5 separate regions of the Homo sapiens genome follow, and all the other regions are linked to region 1. The links are chromatin loops, found by intact Hi-C in ENCODE. Cell type or tissue: heart right ventricle. All regions are shown on one strand.

Region 1 (4,000 bases):
ATACAAAAAAATTAGCCGGGCATGGTGGCAGGTGCCTGTAATCCCAGCTACTTAGGAGGCTGTGGCAGGAGAATCGCTCAAACCCAGGGGTCGGAGGTTGCAGTGAGCAGAGCTCACACCATTGCAATCCAGCCTGGGCAACAAGAGCGAAACTCTGTCTCAAAAATAAATAAATAAATCTTGCTGGGATTTTGGTAGGAATTACATTAAAACTGTATATCAATTTGCCTTTTTTTAATTGGGTTTTTGTCTTATTACACATTGTAAGGGTTCTTTGTATATTCTGGATATAAGTCCTTTATCAAATATATAGCTTGTAATATTTTTCTTCTAGTGTATGATTAGTCTTTTTCTTTTGTCTTTTTTTTTGTTTTGTTTTTTTTTTTTGGACAGAGTCTCGCTATGTTGCCCAGGCTGGAGTGCAGTAGTAGGTTCTTGGTTCACTGAAGCTTCTGCCTCCTGGGCTCAAGTAATCCTCCCACCTCAGCTTCCCGAGTAGCTGAGACCACAGGCATATGCCAACACACCCAGCTAATTTTTGTATTTTTTGTAGAGACAGGGTTTCGCCATGTTGCCCAAGCTGATCTTGAATTCCTGGGCTTAAGCGATCCACTCTGCTTCCCAAAGTGTTGGGATTACAGGCATGAGCCATTGTGCCTAGGCTTTTCATCTTCTTAATAGCCTTTTGGCACATAAATATTAATTTTGTAAAGTCCAATTTATAAGTTATTTTTTGGAGACACTGTCTCACTCTGTTGCCCAGGCTGGAGTGCAGTGGCTCAATCACAACTTACTGCAACTTTAACCTTCCAGGCTCAAGTGATCCTCCCACCTCAGCCTCCAGTGATCCTCCCACCTCAGCCTCCAGTGATCCTCCCTCCTCAGCATCTCGAGTAGCTGAGACCACAGGCATGTGCCTCCACACCTGGCTAATTTTTTTATTGTTTGTAGAGATGAGGTCTCCCTGTGTTGCCCAGGCTGGTCTTGAACTCCTAGGCTCAAGTGATCCTCCCACCTCAGCTACCCATAGTGCTGGGATTACAGATGTCAGCCACTGCACTGGGACCAATTTATGATTTTTTATCTTTTATTTTTCATGCTTTTGGTGTCAAGTCTAAGAACTCTTTGCCTCAGGTCTTAAATATTTTTTCCTGTTTCTTCCAGAAGTTTTATAAGTTTTATCTCTTATATTTAGGTCTATGATCTGTTTTGATTTAATTTTTGTGTGTGGTGTGAGGTTAGGATCTAAGTTCACTTTTTTGCATGTGAATATCCAATTGTCTCAGCACCATTTGTTGAAAGGACAGTTATTTCTCCATTGTCAAAAATTAGTTAACCATAAATGTGCAGGTTTGTTTCTGATCCTCAGTTCTGTTCTATTGCTCTATGTGTCTGCCTTATACCAGTGTCATGCCCTCCTTATTAGGGTAGTTTTACAGTAAGTTCTGCCATTGGAGAGTATACATCCTCTAACTTTGTTGTTCTTTTTCCAAATTGTTTTCACTGTTGTAAGTCCTTTGCATTTTCATATAATTTTTGAGATTGGTGTGTCTACATCTACCATTATTAAGATTTCATAATGATTGAGTGCTTAGTATTTAAACATTGCATTTAAACTGCTTCATTTTTGACTGGGTGTGGTGGTTCTTGCCTGGAATCCCAGCACTTTGGGAGGCCAAGGCAGGTGGATCACTTGAGGTCAGGAGTTCGAGGCCAGCCTGGCCAACATGGTGAAACCCCGTCACTACTAAAAATACAAAAATTAACCAGGCATGGTGGCATGTGCCTGTAATCCCAGCTGCTTGGGAGGCTGAGGCAGGAGAATCTCCTGAACCTGGGAGGCAGAGGTTGCAAAGCTGAGGTTGCATTACTGCACTCCAGCCTGTGTGACAGAGCGAGACTCCATCTCAGTCAATCAATCGGTCAATCAATAAACTGCTTCATTTGTTATTGCTACGTGGTATGGCCTTAGTAAATGCTTGGTGCTGTTCTTTTGTTCTTATTAAGATTTTCCAGTATGGGGAAGTGACTTAGATTTTTTTGCATATGAAGCACAATTCTGTTTGTCCGTTTTCAAGTATTTCATCTTTTTGTTTTCCCAAGTATTTTTATTAGATCGTGTGTTATTATTTTTGCTTCTAGTTAGAAGTTATTGGCTAAATTTTAAAAATATAATAATAGTGGCTTAAGACTATTTTAAAGTAGACCTGGCTTTCTTGTCTTTATTTTCAGACTTCCATAGCTTATTAGAATAAGACTGCCCTCCCATGGTGAAAATTAGGTAATTTTTTTCAGTAAATTTAATGGGCTTATTTTTGGAAAAAATAATTTAAAATATATATATTTTTAAAATATGTGGGAAATAAGTGATAAGCTATTCTGTGTTTCCAAATAAACAGAGATTGTAGAATCCTCCCCAGCCCCCACTAGCTATAGAGTCACAGTGGCTGACCAGCATGGGAGGCCCTGGCCACAGCTTTTCATGAGTTGGTGGTCTTAAGTCACCTGTCTCTCTGGAGAATCAGTTTTATAATCTTAAAATGAAGAGGTTTCAATGAGGCTGCTCCACATCTAAACTTGTGTGGCTCCTTTGTCTTTCTATGCCACCTTCTCTTTGTCTTCCTATTATTTTATGGGATATCGCTTTATATCTAGTCCTCTTTCTCAATCCCATGTTAAAATTCTTGGAATGCTCTTGAGTCTTATTGGTCTGATCCCCTCTATATTTTCTGTAGAATTATGTAATATTACTACAAGTACCATTTGGGTGAAAGGAACTCTTTGATCTTCAAAGTAGTGAAATGATTCTAAGTATGGATAAGAGTGGTGAATATAGAGACCTAGGAACCAGAATTTCTGTTACTTATGTTTATTCAAGTTAATATTTACAGTGGCCTCCCCTTATCCACAGTTTTGCTTTCCCCCATTTGAGTTACCCATGGTCAACCATGGTCCAAAAATATTAAATGGAAAATTCCAGAAAGAAATAATTCATGTTTCAAATTACATGCTATTTTGAGTAGCCTGACGAAGTCCTGTGCTGTCCAGCTCTGTCTAGTCCAGGACATGAATCATCCCTGTGTGCAACATATCCACACTATATACACTCACCTCCCATTAGTCACTTAGGGTTATCAGATCACCTGTCATGGTATCCCAGCACTTACGTTGTAGTAAACCTTATGTCAAAGAGAATCTATAACGGGGTGCCTAGTCTTTTGGCTTCCCTGGGCCACATTGGAAGAAAAAGAATTGTCATGGGCCACACATAAAACACACTAACACTAGTGATAGCTGATGAGTTAAAATAAATAAATAAATAAATAAATAAATAAATAAATAAATCACAAGAAAACTCATCATGTTTTAAGAAAGCTTACGAATTTGTGTTGGGCCACATTCAAAGCCATCCTGGGCTACAGTGGGCCATGGCTGTGGGTTGGACAAGCTTGATCTATAAAGTGCTTCCCTTAAGTGAAAACTTTTCCCTTAGTAAAAGTTCTCAACTTAATAAGGAAAGAAAAAGAATGGTATGGTAAGAGTGCTAACATCTGTAGTAAGACCAAATCTCCTATCTGTAAAATTGTGAAGAAGGAAAAAGAAACTAGTTTAGTTTCCTGTTGCACCTCAAACTGCGAAAGTTATGACCACAATTAATGCATTATAAGTATTTAGTTAAGAGGGAAAAGGCATTAAATCTGTGAGTGGAAGACGTGAACAGAAATGTGTTTTGACTGACAACAATCAGGTTTTGTACTTGCTGTGGTTTCAGGCATCTACAGGGGATGTCTTGAAACATATCCCCCAAGGTAAAACCGAGACTATTGTTCAGTAAGTCCTCACTTAACATCGTCAATGGGTTCTTTGAAACTGCGACTTTAAGTGAAATGACATATAATGAAACCAATTTTACCATAGGCTAATTGTTATCAAACAAGTGTTAAGTTCCTGTGGCATATTTCTGGTTATAGAATCATCACCGAACTTCGTAATGAAGACC
Region 2 (4,000 bases), 110 kb before region 1:
AATACAATTATTAGCTAAAATTTCTTTTTTTAAAAAAGTTTAAGTTTTTTTTTTCTTTTCTTTGTTTTTTTTTTTTTTTGTTGAGACAGAGTCTTACTTTGTTGCCCAGGCTGGAATACAGTGGCGTGATCTTGGCTCACTGCAACCTCTGCCTCCCATACTCAAGCAATTCTCCTGCCTCAGCCTCCTGGGTAGCCAGGATTACAGGCACCCGCCACCACTCGAGGCTAATTTTTTGTATTTTTAGTAGAGAAGGGGTTTCACCATATTGGCCAGGCTGGTCTCGAACTCCTGACCTCAAGTGATCCACCTGCCTTGGCCTCCCAAAGTGCTGGGATTGCAGGCGTGAGCCACTGCGCCAGGCCAACTAAAATTTCATTCTTTTTCTCAAGGAAAATATATTTATATGTTCTCAATGAAGAATGTCTGGCCATAGTGATGTTTAAAGAGATTTGCTATTTCTTTTTCCGATAAATCTCTTTCTTACTATAAAACGTTCTGTGGTGTTTACTTTTAGAAATTAAAGTTAGCTAATTGATTTTATTTTTTAATTTCTTTCTTTTTTTATTTTTTTGAGAGGGAGTCTCGCTCTGTCGCCCAGGTTGGAGTGCAGTGGCACAATCTCTGCTCACTGCAAGCTCCGCCTCCCAGGTTCACACCATTCTCCTGCCTCAGCCTCCCGAGTAGCTGGGACTACAGGCGCCTGCCACCACGCCTGGCAAATTTTTTGTATATTTAGTAGACATGGGGTTTCACTGTGTTAGCCAGGATGGTCTTGATCTCCTGACCGCGTGATCCACCCGCCTTGGCTTCCCAAAGTGCTGGGATTACAGGCGTGAGCCACGGCGCCTGGCCTATTTTTTAATTTCAAGACATCTTTTAAAATAATTTGAGAGATATATCAGACATTTAGGCTGGAATTTCATGGGTCAGAACACACATTGTAATTTTGCAAAGTAGTCCTGTTATAATTTATTTGAAAGGTGTTTCTAATATGTGGAAATTTGGAAGTATAATTTGGTTACATATGTTTTTTGTTGAAATTAAAGATTGTGGGCTGGGCATGGTGGATCACGCCTGTAATCCAGCACGCTGGGAGACTGAGGCGGGAGGATTGCTTGAAGTCAGGAGTTTAAGACCAGCCTAGGTAATAAAGCCAGACCTTGTCTCTATGAGAAGGAAAAAAAAATTAGCTAGGCACAGTGGCATACCTGTGGTCCCAGCTACTCAGGAGGATCCTTTGAGCCTGGGAGTTCAAGGCTGCAGTGCACTATGATTACACCACTGCACTCCAGGCTGGGTGACAGCGTAAGACCCTCATCTCTTAAAAAGGAAGAAAGAAAAAAAAAGTGGTGGTGTTAGTAACCACACTGGTTTTGAGAAAATTCTTTTTAATTTTTTAATTTTTTTTATTTTAATGGGGGAAGGTGACTTAATTGGAAGAGAGTAAGAGGGACAAAATGGGAATGCTTTGAGGAAAATGGGGTTATTAGATGAAACACGTGTTAGTAATTGGAGTGATTATTTTTGATATTTGCCTTTTAGAAAATCTTTTCAAGCCATACACCAATTCAATTTGGAAGGATGGAAGTCTTCAAAAGATCTGAAAAATCAGCTTGGACATTTAGAATCAGAACTTTCATTTCTAAGTACGCTTACTGGCATCAATATAAGAAATCACTCCAAGCAGACAGAAGACCTAACAAGCACTGAGATGACAGAAAAGAGTAAGCATTTTTTTTAAATCTAGACATAGTATGGAAGCTTACCTTATTATGCATAAGAAATTGGTTGTCATAATATTGAATTAAAATTCTACAAGGTAAGTATTTGAAAGTATGGTTGTGGTAAACTTGTTTACTCACATATCTTTTGAACATCACGGTGTTCAAAAAGCTGCCTGGGCCAGGCCCCGTGATCATGCCTATAATCCCAGCTTTTGGGAGGCCAAGGCATGCAGATCACCTGAGGTCAGGAGTTTGAGACAAGCCTGGCCAACATGGTGCAACTCTGTCTCTACTGAAAATACAAAAATTAGCCGGATGTGTTGGTGGGCACCTGTAATCTAAGCTACTTGGGAAGCTGAGCCAGGAGAATCATTTGAACCCGGGAGGTGGAAGTTGCAGTGAGCTGAGATTGTGCCATTGCACTCCACCCTGGGGGACAGAGCAAGACTCCATTTAAAACAAAAAAAAAAAGGGCTGCCTGAGATAAATATTAAAGAACAGACACAGTTTCTTTTCTTTCTTTCTTTTTTTTTTTTACCTTCTCCTTCCTGATGGAAAAGAACAGACACAGTTTTTATCATTAAGTACCTTAATAGTCAAGTAAATAGTAATAAGCGAATAATGATTATAAGAACAACAGCACCATTAATTTATACATCTTAGGAGTTGTTCAGCACTGACATGAAAGCTGCCAAGATAAATATTTTAGCAGCTGGACCTTTTGCTGGAAGGAAGGTTTCTGGTCCCAATGACTAGATTTTATTGCCAAAGATCTGTGATGCACTAAGAGATAAAGGGAAGCTACTGCAGCTGTGCAACTGGATGTCAAGAACTTTGGTTGGTCAAGAATAACATTCCCAAAAGCAGAAATCATTTTTGGTGTGCTTTCTGACTTTTCCACTGAAAATTACCCTCATGACAGGGGAGAGGGTCTTGGGCAGCCACTGCAGGGAGACTGAATTACATGTAGAAACAGAGTGATGGAATTTGGAGACTTAAATTACTTGAAAGGAAGAGATGGAATGCAGAGAGAATAGAGAATGAGGATAGGCCAGTTATAAGACTTTTACTAGCTTAAAAGCCGCAGCATGAAGATTAGGCGTAGAGTCTTGACAAAGCTAATGTGGTTTGAATGGGAGATTTCAGACAGGGACATCACAAGAGTTGAAATGCTTTTTTCCTGTGAGTAATATGTGCTCATTTTAGCAAACTTGGAAAAATATAGAAATTATGAAGAAGAAATATCATTTTAAAGCCAGAAATCTAAGTAGTTATAGGAGTTTCTTGAAATTAATTGCAAGTAATTCAGCAAGAGTAATGGTACCGGAAGAGAAATATCTTGTTTTTTATTTTTTTGTTCTTTTTCCTTTGTTTTTTGTTTGTTTTATTTTTTCGAGATGGAGTTTTGCACTGTCACCCGGGCTGGAGTGCAGTGGCGTAATCAAAGAGCTTTTTGAAGTCATTATTGTTTTCCATAGCTATTAGTTGGGCAGACACAGTTTCTGTGGTGTGTTAATGAATGTAGCTGAAGCTAGGTAATCAAATGATCTTGATTTCCTTCAAAATAATCATGTGAAGAATGTAGACTTTATTGCAGCTATGCTTTTATTTCTCCAAACATTTTTTAGAACTTTCTTTTGGAATTTCCTTCAGTGCCTATGATGATTCTTTTAAATTCTCCATTTTGATTCTGTAAGAGTCGGTTTACAAACTAAGTAATGGAATTTGGAGTCGAAAATTAAGTGTTACTGCAAAGTAATGAGAGTAGGGTTTTTTTTTTTTTTTTTGAGACAGAGTCTTCCTCTGTCGCCCAGGCTGGAGTGCAGTGGTACAATCTCAGCTTACTGCAGCCTCTGCCTCCTGGGTTCAAGCAATTCTCCTGCCTCAGCCTCCCGCGTAGCTGGGACTACAGGCACGCAGTGCCATGCCCAGCTAATTTTTGTATTTTTAGTAGTGACGGGGTTTCCCTACATTGGCTAGGATGATCTTGATCTCCTGACCTCGTGATACGCCTGCCTCGGTCTCCCAAAGTGCTGGGATTACAGGTGTGAGCCCCTGCGCCTGGCCGAGAGTAGTATTTTAATTTATAATTTTTATTCTTGTCTTTTGATTAGCTTTAAATGTATGTTGTTAAAAATATGTAGATGGGCTTGATGTATGGATGGTTTTGAAGGACTAATCCTCTTCTGCTGTCTGTGAACTTTGTTAAAAATGCACCCTTACTCATTATTTAAAAATAAAAATCAGGCCAGGTGCAGTGGCTCACGCCTGTA
Region 3 (4,000 bases), 96 kb before region 1:
TCCTGAGAAAGAGAATACGTGCCTGGAGGTATAGGATTATAAACAGCCCCCCCAGGGGCGCCTGTCTCTTATGGTTGAGACTGCAGAGATGAAATATACTCCAGTCTCCCATAGCGCTCCCAGGCTTATTAGGAAGAGGAAATTCCCACCTAATAAATTTTGTTCAGACCAGTTGATCTCAAAACCCTGTCTCCTGATAAGATGTTATCAATGACAATGGTACCTGAAACTTCATTAGCAATTTTAATTTCGCCTTGGTCCTGTGGTCCTGTGATCTTGCCCTGCCTCCACTTGCCTTGTGATATTCTATTACCCTGTTAAGTACTTGATGTCTGTCACCCACACATATTCGCACACTCCCTCCCCTTTTGAAACTCCCTAATAAAAACTTGCTGGTTTTTGTGGCTCGTGGGGCATCACGGATCCTACCAACGTGTGATGTCTCCCCTGGACGCCCAGCTTTAAAATTTCTCTCTTTTGTACTCTGTCCCTTTATTTCTCAAGCCGGCCGACGCTTAGGAAAAATAGAAATGAACCTATGTGATTATTGGGGTAGGTCCCCCGATAGTAGAAGACATTTCTGATAATGTGATATGCTCCTAAAGAATGACAGCTGCCTGACCAGAGTCATTCCTAGCATGAACTACCACATGGTTTGGCCTGCTGGGCCTGGGCAGCCGCCCCAGGGCAGCACAGACAGGACAGAAGCCAGACAGTGGATGTCCTGCCACTTAGGTCCTGCAACCCCTGCTGCTGTGGCCACACTCTGCCTCCTAACAGACAGTGTTGGCACTGACCCAGACCTCAACAGTATTTTAAGCCAATATTCTCATCCTCATGTCATGAAAGCATGATTGAAAATTTTGTGACCATTTGATAATGGCCTGAGATTATACTGTTAGCTCACATGCTGAATGAATTAGAGTCAGTTGAGCTGTGCCAGACAGAAAACTTAAAAATAAAGGTACTAGAAGTGTATTTCTCTATTACTTAAGTAAACTTGTAAGTTTTCAAGGGCTAATATGGTGGTTTTATGATAATCAGGTTCTACCATCAGCCAACATGGCTTCAAGTCATGGCACAATGATCACATTAGCATTTCAGGTATCAGGAAGAAGTTGGGCAAAGAAAGCCTCGCCTGTTCTTTTAAAGGACACTTTCTGGAAGTTGTACATTCATCATTTTCACTTATATTCTATTGGCCAACAAGTTCATGCAAAGGATGCTGGGAATTTAGTCTTTGTTATGCTTGGCCATATGGCCAGTGAAAAACTGGGGCAAGAAAAAAGTATAAATAGAGGGGACTACTAGCAGTTTCTGTCCTATATGCTTTAGCGGATGCAGGGGGAAAAAAATCTAAGGAGAGGAACTGTAGATATCTTCTTTGAAGGACATAGAACCTAGTAATTGCTGAGTCTCTAAAGAGACATGAGTTGTCATTGTTTAAGTTTTAAAGTATGTATGTGTTTTGGGACTGATTGGTTTTACTAACAAAGTGCTACAGAAAGAGTGTGTTCTCCCTGGCTGTGTTAAGAACTCTCACTTTCTCTCTGAGCCTTTTAGATTTTATGATTCTTCTTGAAGACCAGGACTGGTAAACAAGGTGTTGGAAGAAATTACAGAGAGCTGTGGAATCAACAGGGTTTTTGGAATCAGTTGTGTGAGAGGCACCAAGAGTTCTTACTTGGGGAGGGAAAAACAAAGGACTATCTCGTTTCTCTTTATTGCTTACAATTCTGATATAATAACTTGATGAAAAGTTTTTGAAATGTTTATTACTTAATGGTAAATTCTAGCATATTCTATACCAACTTGTGTATGTATGCCTTTAGAAACATATCTAGTAGAATTGCTGGGTCAAAGGAAACTTACAAATTCTGATTGATAGTGGCAAATTGCCTTCTAAAATAGTTTTACCATTTTACATACTGAGCACATTTTTACATTTTTACTGTGAAGACTGATAGAAAAAGAAATGACACAGCAACCTTGTGTGTTCTAAAACATTTTTTAAAAATAAAATTTCCACTAGAGGGAGAGGTTTAGCTATCTGAAAATTAAAAAGTAATCTAAATAGTAAAACCCTCAATTTACAGAATATTGTTGTAATAAAGTTATATTAATATAATATTTGAACTAAACATGACCTCAAATCATGTTAATAGAATGTTAGAACAAAGTGATGACTTATAGTTTGTCTAGGTCAACCCTATTATTTTATAAGTAAATGGATCCAGAGAGTTTGAATGATTACTCATGTTGGTGCAGCTATTGTTGTCCAAGGTGGTTGGGACATAGAGCTCTGTTGGCCAGATTTACTTTCTGGTGTTCTTAGTACTACATTTGTGAAGAGTTGTAAGGCCATCAGAATTAACGTTTATCAGCCTTCCATAATCCAAGCAATATAGTCAATTAGATTGGTAGGAGTTTGTGGGGAAAGTGGCAGGTTAAGTATGTTTCCATAACTTCTGTCCCAATGAAATGAACAAAATTATTCAAAAAATAAGCAATTTTTTTAAATGGAAGAGAATACAATTCCATTATCACAGGCTCCAAAGAAAATCTGTTTGATATTAATGACATTTGAGTCTAAACACTGAAATCCAATACAGGGTGCTTCATGAGAGATTTGTAAGTTTTACAAAGTTAAGCTGGCCACATTGGCTCACGCCTATAATCTCAGCACTGAGGGAAGCCAAGGCAGGAGGATAGCTTGAGCCCAGGAATTAAAGGCCAGCCTGGGCAACATAGCGAGACCCTGTCTCTAAAAAATATATATTTTTTTAAATAAAAAAGAAATTAGCCAGGCTTGGTTACTTACATATATAGTCCTAGCCACTTGGGAGGCTGAGACAGGAGGATTGCTTGAGCCCACAAATTCAAGGTCACAAAGAACTGTGATTGAACGACTGCATTCCAGCCTGGGCAATAGAGCAAAACCCTGTCTCAAAAAAAAAAAAAAAAAAAAAAAAGGACCAACTTAATGGCACCCTTTTCCTAAAGATCTCTACCCATAATCCTTCAGTTGTAGAGGAGAATGAGAACTGTGGGCTTAAGTGGACCATAGTAGAAAGGAATGTGGTACTGAGACACATGTAGGGGCTTTGAGGTCAGATTGTTTATAAGGTCTCTTCCCTTATTTACCAACTGGGGAGAATTGACCTAGTTAGCAGTACCACAAGCAGGGGAGAGATGGAAAGATGGAAAAACAATATTTTGAAGTCAGCTTTTGAGTTGTTAAACAGGATTCTATAACCCAACAAAAAATTTGTTTTTGCCTATCCTAATGGGTGAAAAGCTGAAATCTAACATGTATCTACACATACTTGACCAAGAGACCAGATGTGCTCCTGAGATTTTTGCTTTCCTTTTCCTTTCTTTGCTTTTTTTTCTGGTAACAGTTCTATTGAGATATAATTCACATACCATATAACTTACCAGTTTAAAGTGTACAGTTCAATACTTTTTTTAAAGATGTAATTTATTTGGAATCCAAGCTTTGTTTCACAAGTTTATTATTTATTTTTATTATTATTATTGTTATTCTTTTTGAGACTGAGTCTCGCTCTGTTGCGCAGGCTGTAGTGCAGTGGCACGATCTTGGCTCGCTGCAACCTCTGCCTCCTGTGCTCAAGCGATTCTCCTGCCTCAGCCTCCCGAGTAGCTGGGATTACAGGCGCCTGCCACGACGCCTAGCTAATTTTTTGTATTTTTAGTAGAGACGGGGTTTCACCGTGTTGGTCAGGATGGTCTCCAACTCCTAACCTCAGGTGATTCACCCGCCTCTGCCTCCCAAAGTGCTGGATTACAGGCGTGAGCCACCGCGCCCGGCCAGTCTTTGCTCATCTTATAGGTAAAAATGGCATCTTATCGGCCAGGCGCGGTGGCTCCCGCCTGTAATCCCAGCACTTCAGGAGGCAGAGACGGGGGGATCAGGAGGTCAAGAGATTGAGACCGCCTGGCACGGTGGCTCACGCCTGTAATCCCAGCACTTTGGGAG
Region 4 (4,000 bases), 45 kb after region 1:
GTTACTGCTCATGTGTTTTCCATCACTGTTTGTATCGTAGCCAAGACTTCTAGCTAAACTCTAGACGTCTACTGGAAGATTCTGAAGAAGAAAAAAAAAGAAAGTTTAATAATGCATGGCAACTGGCCATTGAAAGTGCAGTCGGAGTCATTCAAGAAATACCTAGTTTTAAAAATATTAGATTCTTAAGTGAATGAATATTTGTAAATTACAATTTCAAAAATTACTCAACCTGTATAGACTAATAAAATATTTATCAATCTGAATAAAGGATACCAACATTACTGAAGTATATACCCAAACTTCAGATGTACCTGAGAAAGAACCATACTTTTTTTTTCTTCTAATGACTGTAGCTATTGCATTATGCATACTTCTCCAGACTTTTTTTTTTTTTTAAGCTTTTAGCACTGCTATAGCATGTCAGGGAAACTATGGATGAGGCTCCATGAACTGCTCCCTGGACTCAACATATGTGATATAACACAGACACACATGCATGTCCAAGTAACACCCTCTTAGGATGCATACAACTTTCCCTTTTCAAGAGAATATTAGCTATGGCCTCACTGACATTTAGGGAGACTTAGAGCAGGGAAGATGCTATTTCCTGAAAATAAATCATTATTTGTACCCCCTTTCCACTCATCCCCAAGAGACTGCCCAATTCTACATCAACTAAGACCTTCAAGAGAGGACAGTTTTCTTTTTTTTTTTTTTGAGACGGAGTCTCACTCTGTCACCCAGGCTGGAGTGCGGTGGCGCAATCTTGGCTTACTGCAAGCTCTGCCTCCCAGGTTCACGCCATTCTCCTGCCTCAGCCTCCCGAGTAGCTGGGACTGCAGGCGCCCGCCACCACGCCTGGCTAATTTTTTGGTTTTTTAATAGAGACAGTGTTTCATTGTGTTAGCCAGGATGGTCTCGATCTCCTGACCTCGTGATCTGCCCGCCTCGGCCTCCCAAAGTGCTGGGATTACAGGCATGAGCCACCATGGCCGGCCTGAGAGGACAGTTTTCTAACCCTAGTGGCAAGGACTTACTGTTGTAAGTGACCCCAATGGTTCTTCCCAACTGTTGTATAGATTTGGAGGCCAGCAAAGAGCTTTTCCAGTGGGTTAGAAGACCTGTTCTCTACTGTCATCAAGAGTCTGACCATCGTTTGTTCCCTCTCTCCAGAGAAATGGCACACATTGTGTTAAGCAAGGCAGCTACAGTCCTAAAGAATACATGTGCCTCAGATGTGCATAGCAGCTGGCTATGTGTTCATCCTCCCCTCACTTAAATAAAGTACTCCTCCTTGGACCTCTAGGCTGACAGTTCCAGGCAGCTCGGTAGTCCCATTAGTGGCCCTCTGTAACTCAGGCCCCATCCTAGCCCTGCAGCACCTTAGGGAATGACGGCCCTCCTGTTTGGTTTAGAATGCTCATATTCTCATTTATTCAAGTATATTTCAGTTGCAAATGTATCTGTTAACTGGATGAATTGGGAACATAATGAAAATATGAACTGGATTTTTAAAATCTTTGTATCCAGAGCATCTAGTGTTTGCCTAAATTCCTTCAGAACACAGTCATAAACAGGAAGCCCTTGGGTCAAATTCAGTTTGTCCTGCACAATGTTTTGTTTCTGAACTGTTTATTGAAGTGTATGTTACCAAAAAAAAACATATCATAATGGTACAACTCAATTAATTTTTACAAAATGACCCCAATCAAGAAATCCCAGCCTCACACTCCATTCTCATACATCCAGAATCCCTCCTCTTACTCCTCAAGTCACAGCCTGAGTTCAGCACCATAGGTTATTTCCTGAACTTTATATAAATGGAATCATACTGTGCATTCTCTTTTGCATCTGGCTTTTTTCATTCAGTGACATGCTTTTGAGATCCATTCGTGTCATTGTGATACACAGTAGTTCATTCTTGTCACTGTATAGTATTCTCATACATGAATAAGCCACAAATTGTTTATATATTCAACTAGATTAATTACCTTTTGGAGAGGTACTATGAACGTTCCTCAGTCTGTCATTTGGGGGTCATGTGTATGTATTTTTGTTAGGTGAAATTGCTGTATTTAAAAATAAGATTTCAACTTCTCTTTAAAAATTAGGCTTTCCCAGTCTGTGATTTCTGGTTTTGCATGGCAACTGTTGTCTCTGGGACTTGTGTTTTTCTCTTCTATACTCACAGGATGTTGTCCACGTCACCCACCCAAGGCACTCCTCAGTCGAGTTGCCTGCATGGCCTTTCTGGGTGCAGTTTTGCCTCCCATATCTAGAGAGTTGAGAGGCAGTTCCTGTAAGATTGTGTTTCTAAAGATATGTTACAGCTACTTTTCCTTCTCCCCACTGTGAGACTTAAGCTAGTCTTCCTCTGATATTTTGCTTCGATCTTTGGTCAGAGGGCCTAGGGAAAGAAATAGGCCCTGGAATAAGATGCTGGGGTTAGGGGTAGTATATTTGGCTTATTCACTCTGTTCTGCAGATAATGTGGTAAAGGTGCAGGCCTCAGGCACAACCCTCCACCATCTTGGGGCTGTGACATGGAAAGCTTTGCCTCACATTTGCCAGAGATGGTGCAGCAGGCACGAACGTGCCATCTGGGAAGAAACTGGAGTTTATCTCCACCCTTTTCCAGGTTATCATTCCAAATGAAACAGTGTACCTCTTCTTCCCTCAAGTATTGTGAAGAGAAAAATCTTCCATTTTTGTTTCCTAAAGGGGTCCTATGGAGGGGACCTAGTTCTTTTCTCCATGCTTTTTAAATTGTTTTATTTTTGCCTCATTGAGCCTTAGTCTAAATATTGAAGAACTAGTTGCATTATAACAGTATATTTAGGAATCACAAGTAATTTACATGTTGCAAACACAAAGATAAATTACAAAATTGAAAAAGTAATATTCTCAGTACTGACAGTTTATGAATAAAAATATTGATTGCCATAAAAGGAACTTTAATGCAAATTTATTTTCCTTTGGCCTTATATATGCTAACCATCGTGAAAATAAAAATAAATTGCCTAATCTAAGCTCTCGTATGATTTCTCACACCCTTTCTAGAACTTCTCCTGGTCTAGACATGGACAACAGTGGTCAAAGTCCAAACACAAATAAGAACAGGGGAGGACCTTGGAAACTGTCTCATGCAAATAAAAGATTGATTGATTGACAGAGTCTCACTCTGTCACCCATGCTGGAGTGCAGTGGTACAATCATACCTCAAACTCCTGGGCTAAAGCAATCCTCCCATCTCGGCCCCCCAAAGTGCTGAGATTACAGGTGGGAACCACCTGCACACAGCCCAAATGAAAAGGTTTGATAGGTGAGGCAGGAGCTATAGGAGCAGCATGTGTCAGGAGTATATTGTGGGGCACACACACACCTGCCAAAAAAGTAGGCAGTTTGAATTTTCTGATGTTCTTTTGCCAGTCTGTGGTGTCCTTCACATTCTAAATGAATTGGAATAGATTGTACAATGTTCTTTTATAGTAGTAGCTACAAGAAAGGCCGTCCACCAATCCATTCATTCAACAAATAGTGTAAGTGCTATGGAGAGAAGCAGGATAGGGGTGGGGGTGTCAAGGGTGCCCTCCCTGTCAGGTGACAGTCACAAGACCTGAGGGCTGTGAGGGAGTTAGCCGTGCCATGCAAACACCCACTTTAAGAATGTTCTAGGCCACTGAATTCTAGGATGTAAATATGCATAACATAGGGTTTTTTGTATAGTAGATGCTTAAAAAAGCTTCTGTGAAGGGATAAGTGATTAAGATTTCATGAGTTTTAATGTTCAAGTGTCCCTCATGGTGGACTAGGCACTTCGGTTTCTAATGAACTTATTTTATACTGTAGGTTGTGACCCAGGGGCAGTATTCAACATGCAGATTGTTTGGAGCATATAGTATTTTTAAAAACCAGGACATTTGATATCGAAGTCCAAATTTACAATGTATTTGGAAAAATATGAGCTGGAAAAACTGACCCTGATGTCCTATGTAGC
Region 5 (4,000 bases), 200 kb after region 1:
TTAATTTTTTTGTATTTTCAGTAGAGGTGGGGTTTGACCATGTTAGCCAGGATGGTCTCAATCTCCTGACCTCATAATCCACCCGCCTCAGCCTCCCAAAGTGCTGGGTTTACAGGCGTGAGCCACCACACCCGGCCCAGGATAACATTTTAAAATGTGTAATATAAAATACAGGTGGCAGAAATGTAAAATACCAAAAAAAAAAAAAAATGTTTTTTTGAGACGGGGCTTGCTCTGTCACCCAGGCTGGAGCACAGCGGTATGATCACAGTTCCCCGCAGCCTTGACTGCATCCTCCTACCTCAGCTTCCCAAGTGGCTGGGACTCTAGGCACACGCCACTACGTCCAGCTAATTTTTTAATTTTTCTTTTGTAGAGATGGGCGTCTCACTATGTTGACCAGGTTGGCTTCCAACTTTTGGTTTTAAGTAATTCTCCCACCTCAGCCTCCCAAAGTGCTGAGCCAAAATATTTTTAAAAACAAATGTATTCCGTAGTAATATGTAACATTTAATGCAGTGATGAATAAACCACATCTCAAAGTGTCTGCAGTTACAGTGTGAGACGGAAAGTCTGTTTTTTTATTCTCTTAGTGGCAAACTCCTGGGTCCTGATGAACCCACAGGCTCATTGCCACATTCGTAATGGAAAGAAATGCTAAATTCCAGGTACAGCTTAGTGAAAATGAAGATGCCATTTTTTTCCTATCCAAGCTCATGGAGCCCTGAATTTCACAGACCCAGGAAGTACAGGGCCAGTCCTCTTCCCTAAGAGACTCCTGCAGGCTGTCCCTTGGCCTCGGTTCTAAGGGAAGGAAGCCGCCCGCATACAGCCAGGGGCAGGGCAGAGGCACAGGTGGGGTCCCAGGACCCTGGCAAGGGCCTTGTAGCAAGGGACAGTTGGCAGAGAGCCTGTTGTGGGCTGCTGAGAAGGCATGCAGATGGGTTGCAGATCGGCCGCCCCTGGGGCCTGACCCCACCAGGAACGGGCCAGGGCAGAACTCAACCAAGGGAAATTCCCCTTAAAACCTCAATGCACCACCACCTGCCCCAGTTCATCTGGGAGAAACTTCAGCCACTTCTTTTTGATCCCAAGTTTTCTGCTTTAAACCTCAGGGGTAGGTAATGGAAAAAAAAATACAAAAAACAAAAAAACAGATTAGTGCTAAGAAGCTAAGGATCACACAGCAAGTTTTTGGATGGGTCTGCCCACCTTCGTTAGCGCGAAGGCCACTGTCCCGTCATCCTCAGTGGAAAGGTCAAGCAGCTTCTGGTAAAATGCTTCATCATAAGGCCCATCTATTTGTAAGGTTTTTCTGAAGAAGAAAGCACAATAAAAACAGGATGACAAAGCCGCACGGAGGTTGTTTCTTAAACTGCTAACAGTCTACAAAGCCCAGCACCACTAAACATCACACATTTTGTTTTGAAAAACACATAACAGATCTATCTCCCTCATGTTAAACATCAAGGTTTTTAACAGAACTCAGCAAGACCAGAACCAGCGAGCCTTGAAGCTGAGCCTTCTCCTGTTCATGACAAGTAGCATCCTGCGTCAGAGATGCAAGGAAGACCAGCGAGGAAGGAAGAGGATCCTGGCCCCGACTGGACACCGCGGGTGTGGACCCCAATGACCCGCAGTGAAAGCCCAGGACAGAGGCTGGGCTGACACAGAACGACCTGCAGGAGCGCTGCTCAGCTGTGGAGCAACACTGCCCTCTGCAGGCTCAGCCCCATCTTGGGGTTTCGAATTAGCAAGGTCACAGACGTGCTTTCTTTTCTAGAAACAAGTGACCCTGTTCCTCCTTTACAAGGCACTACATTCCAGAGCAGGCCTGGGCACCTGGGAGCGGAGGACTGGGGTAGGAAGTGGCCGGCATGCTTCATCCTCCTGGGAAGCTGTGCCTTGGGAGGCGCATTCTTACCCTGCCCACTCCCACAGTCTCCTCTCAGGGCTGCCCAACAGGGGGACCGCCCGACCTCACCTCTCCTCGGGAAACTCTTCCAGGTATCGCTCAACCCGGTTGTACAGAGGGTAGAGGCCTTCGATGTCCAGCAGGTCCAACATCTGCACCTGGAGGGTTTTGTACAGAAGACAGCCCTTCGGTAACCCCGAGCGCTCTGGGGTGTTTTTTCCTACCGAGAACATCAGGGGAAAACGAGAGCATGTTGATTATCAAAGAACGTGGAGGGAGACACAGGCCGGCGCAGACCGCAGGGCTCATCCTGGGCTCCGCCATACGGGCATCACCACAGGCAAGGACTGCACCCTGGACTGGCACTAAGGACAGACGAGATGACGCTCCCGCCTCACAGAGCTGCTGGAGCTGCAGCGTGCCTGGACCACACTGGATGCACCAGGCCAAGCACAAAGGAGGGAGCAAGAAATGCACATGTCCTGCCTCGTGGCTCTCCTCTCCCAACACAACTCTCAGAATGTCCTTTAGATTCCACCACAACAGCCCTGGAAGTCACTTTATGATCTAAGTTTAGACATAATCCTCATTTTAAGTCAGGTCACAAAATTTCTTCTTTTTCTTTTCTTTTTTTTTTTTGAGACAGAGTCTTGCTCTCTGTGGCCCAGCCTGGAGTGCAGTGGCGTGATCTCGACTCATTGCAACTGCAAGGCAAGGAATTTCTAAGATCCTGCTGACATCCTAAATCTGCAAGACCACTAAAGGAGGAAAACCCTGGGACACTGTCTGCAGAGTCCAGAGCCATGAGCCCACACTGAGAGGCAGGTAAGACCTGGGCTGGCGACAGGCACGAGCTCAGAACCAGCCACACAGAGCCACAGACAGGGGTCAAAGCCACTGACAAGGACCTGTTATATCATAGGGACAGAGGCAGAAACAAAACTCCACTTGCCACTCACAGTTGTTTGGCACCTGTGCTGTACAGGGTGCCAAGTGAGCTTGGGAGGTACCAAGTCCCAGATCATCTCCTGCCACTGAAGGGAGCAACCATCTCCCACAAAGAACCAAACTACAGGCAAAGACACAGTAAGAAAGGTGTCCATGCAGGGGGAAAACTGTAGTCAGCTGCAGATTTCACTAGGACCCGGCACGAAAATGCCAACATGCAGGGAAACAGGAGTAAAAGTTCACATGCCCAACTAGAGGGGATTTGTTAAAATTACAGCAGATCCATGCATGGTCAATAAAGAACAAAATGCATGTGATCTCCAGGCGCCGTGGCTTACGCCTGCAATCCTAACTTTCTGGGAGGCCAATGCTGGCAGATTGCTTGAGCCCAGGAGTTCAAGACCAGCCCGGACAACATGGAGAAACCCCATCTCTACAAAAAAAAAATACAAAAATTAACTAGGCGTGGTAGTGCGTGTCGGTAGTCCCAGCTACTCAGGAGGCTGAGGCAGGAAGATCACTTGAGCCCTGGAGGTGGAGGTTGCAGTGAGCCAAGTTCACACCACTGCACTCCAGCCTGGGCAACAGAAACAGACCTTGTCTTTAAAAATAATTAATTTAAAAAAAAAACATATATGTGATGATATAGATACAGATTTATGCTAGTTAAGTAAAGAAAGTCAAGTTACAAAATGACATGTAGAGTATGATCTTATTGTTTTAAACTGCACATCCCAGCAGCCAGGGCCCAGCTCCACTCCCTCCTGTCTGTGTCCATGTCCAAAAAGGTCTGCAGGAGCCCCGGGGTGCTGTGGCGCCTCCTGTTGGTGCCCCCAGACCACCTCAGCAACTGGTGCCATCTGTCGTTGCAGACACAGTTGGCTTCCTTAAAAGCAATTATGTGCCCAGATTATAGGCATAATTTTAACAAAATTTTCTGAAATGATCAGGAATCACTTTCATAACAAGAAAAAAAAAACCCCCACAAAGTTCATTTGTAGTGAGAAAACATGGTGGCTCATGCCTGTAATCCTAGCACTTTGAGAGTCCAAGGCAGGCGGATCACTTGAGGTCAGGAGTTTGAGACCAGCCTGGCCAATATGGCGAAACCCTGTCTTTACTAAAATACAAAAATTA

The links. Hi-C counts contacts between places; a loop is a spot of excess contacts. Peaks named below come from ENCODE experiments on the same cell type or tissue, not always from the same donor. Only the 100,000 strongest peaks of a DNase experiment are listed, where the experiment ranks them.
Region 2: a loop joins it to region 1, with 2.6 times the contacts of the local background. A loop is called at or near these places in 58 of 110 quality-filtered maps.
Region 3: it touches region 1 in a loop (7-fold over the local background); 52 of 110 quality-filtered maps call a loop at or near these places.
Region 4: a loop joins it to region 1, with 2.0 times the contacts of the local background. A loop is called at or near these places in 2 of 110 quality-filtered maps.
Region 5: a loop joins it to region 1, with 2.7 times the contacts of the local background. A loop is called at or near these places in 20 of 110 quality-filtered maps.

What each region holds. Positions count from the first base shown.
Region 1 is chr9:92,437,042-92,441,041 of GRCh38, forward strand. All of the region lies in intron 5 of CENPP (centromere protein P), which reads left to right. Among named protein-coding and RNA genes, the nearest start is that of OMD, 15 kb to the left of the region's middle. In heart right ventricle, a CTCF peak has its summit at 2,257; no DNase peak of the experiment used is centred here.
Region 2 is chr9:92,330,625-92,334,624 of GRCh38, forward strand. CENPP (centromere protein P) reads left to right here. Exons shown (of 8, transcript NM_001012267.3): 2 at 1,546-1,727. Among named protein-coding and RNA genes, the nearest start is that of CENPP, 6.7 kb to the left of the region's middle. In heart right ventricle, no CTCF peak of the experiment used is centred here; a DNase peak (open chromatin) is centred at 2,047; H3K27ac peaks cover 2,823 bases.
Region 3 is chr9:92,341,015-92,345,014 of GRCh38, forward strand. All of the region lies in intron 3 of CENPP (centromere protein P), which reads left to right. Among named protein-coding and RNA genes, the nearest start is that of CENPP, 17 kb to the left of the region's middle. In heart right ventricle, a CTCF peak has its summit at 2,005 (motif pointing right); no DNase peak of the experiment used is centred here; H3K27ac peaks cover 1,052 bases.
Region 4 is chr9:92,482,527-92,486,526 of GRCh38, forward strand. All of the region lies in intron 5 of CENPP (centromere protein P), which reads left to right. Among named protein-coding and RNA genes, the nearest start is that of ASPN, 2.0 kb to the left of the region's middle. In heart right ventricle, no CTCF peak of the experiment used is centred here; no DNase peak of the experiment used is centred here; H3K4me3 peaks cover 347 bases; H3K27ac peaks cover 2,466 bases.
Region 5 is chr9:92,633,174-92,637,173 of GRCh38, forward strand. IPPK (inositol-pentakisphosphate 2-kinase) reads right to left here. Exons shown (of 13, transcript NM_022755.6): 10 at 1,985-2,135; 11 at 1,213-1,315. Among named protein-coding and RNA genes, the nearest start is that of IPPK, 35 kb to the right of the region's middle. In heart right ventricle, CTCF peaks have their summits at 1,719 (motif pointing left) and 1,921; a DNase peak (open chromatin) is centred at 1,688; H3K4me3 peaks cover 683 bases; H3K27ac peaks cover 2,223 bases.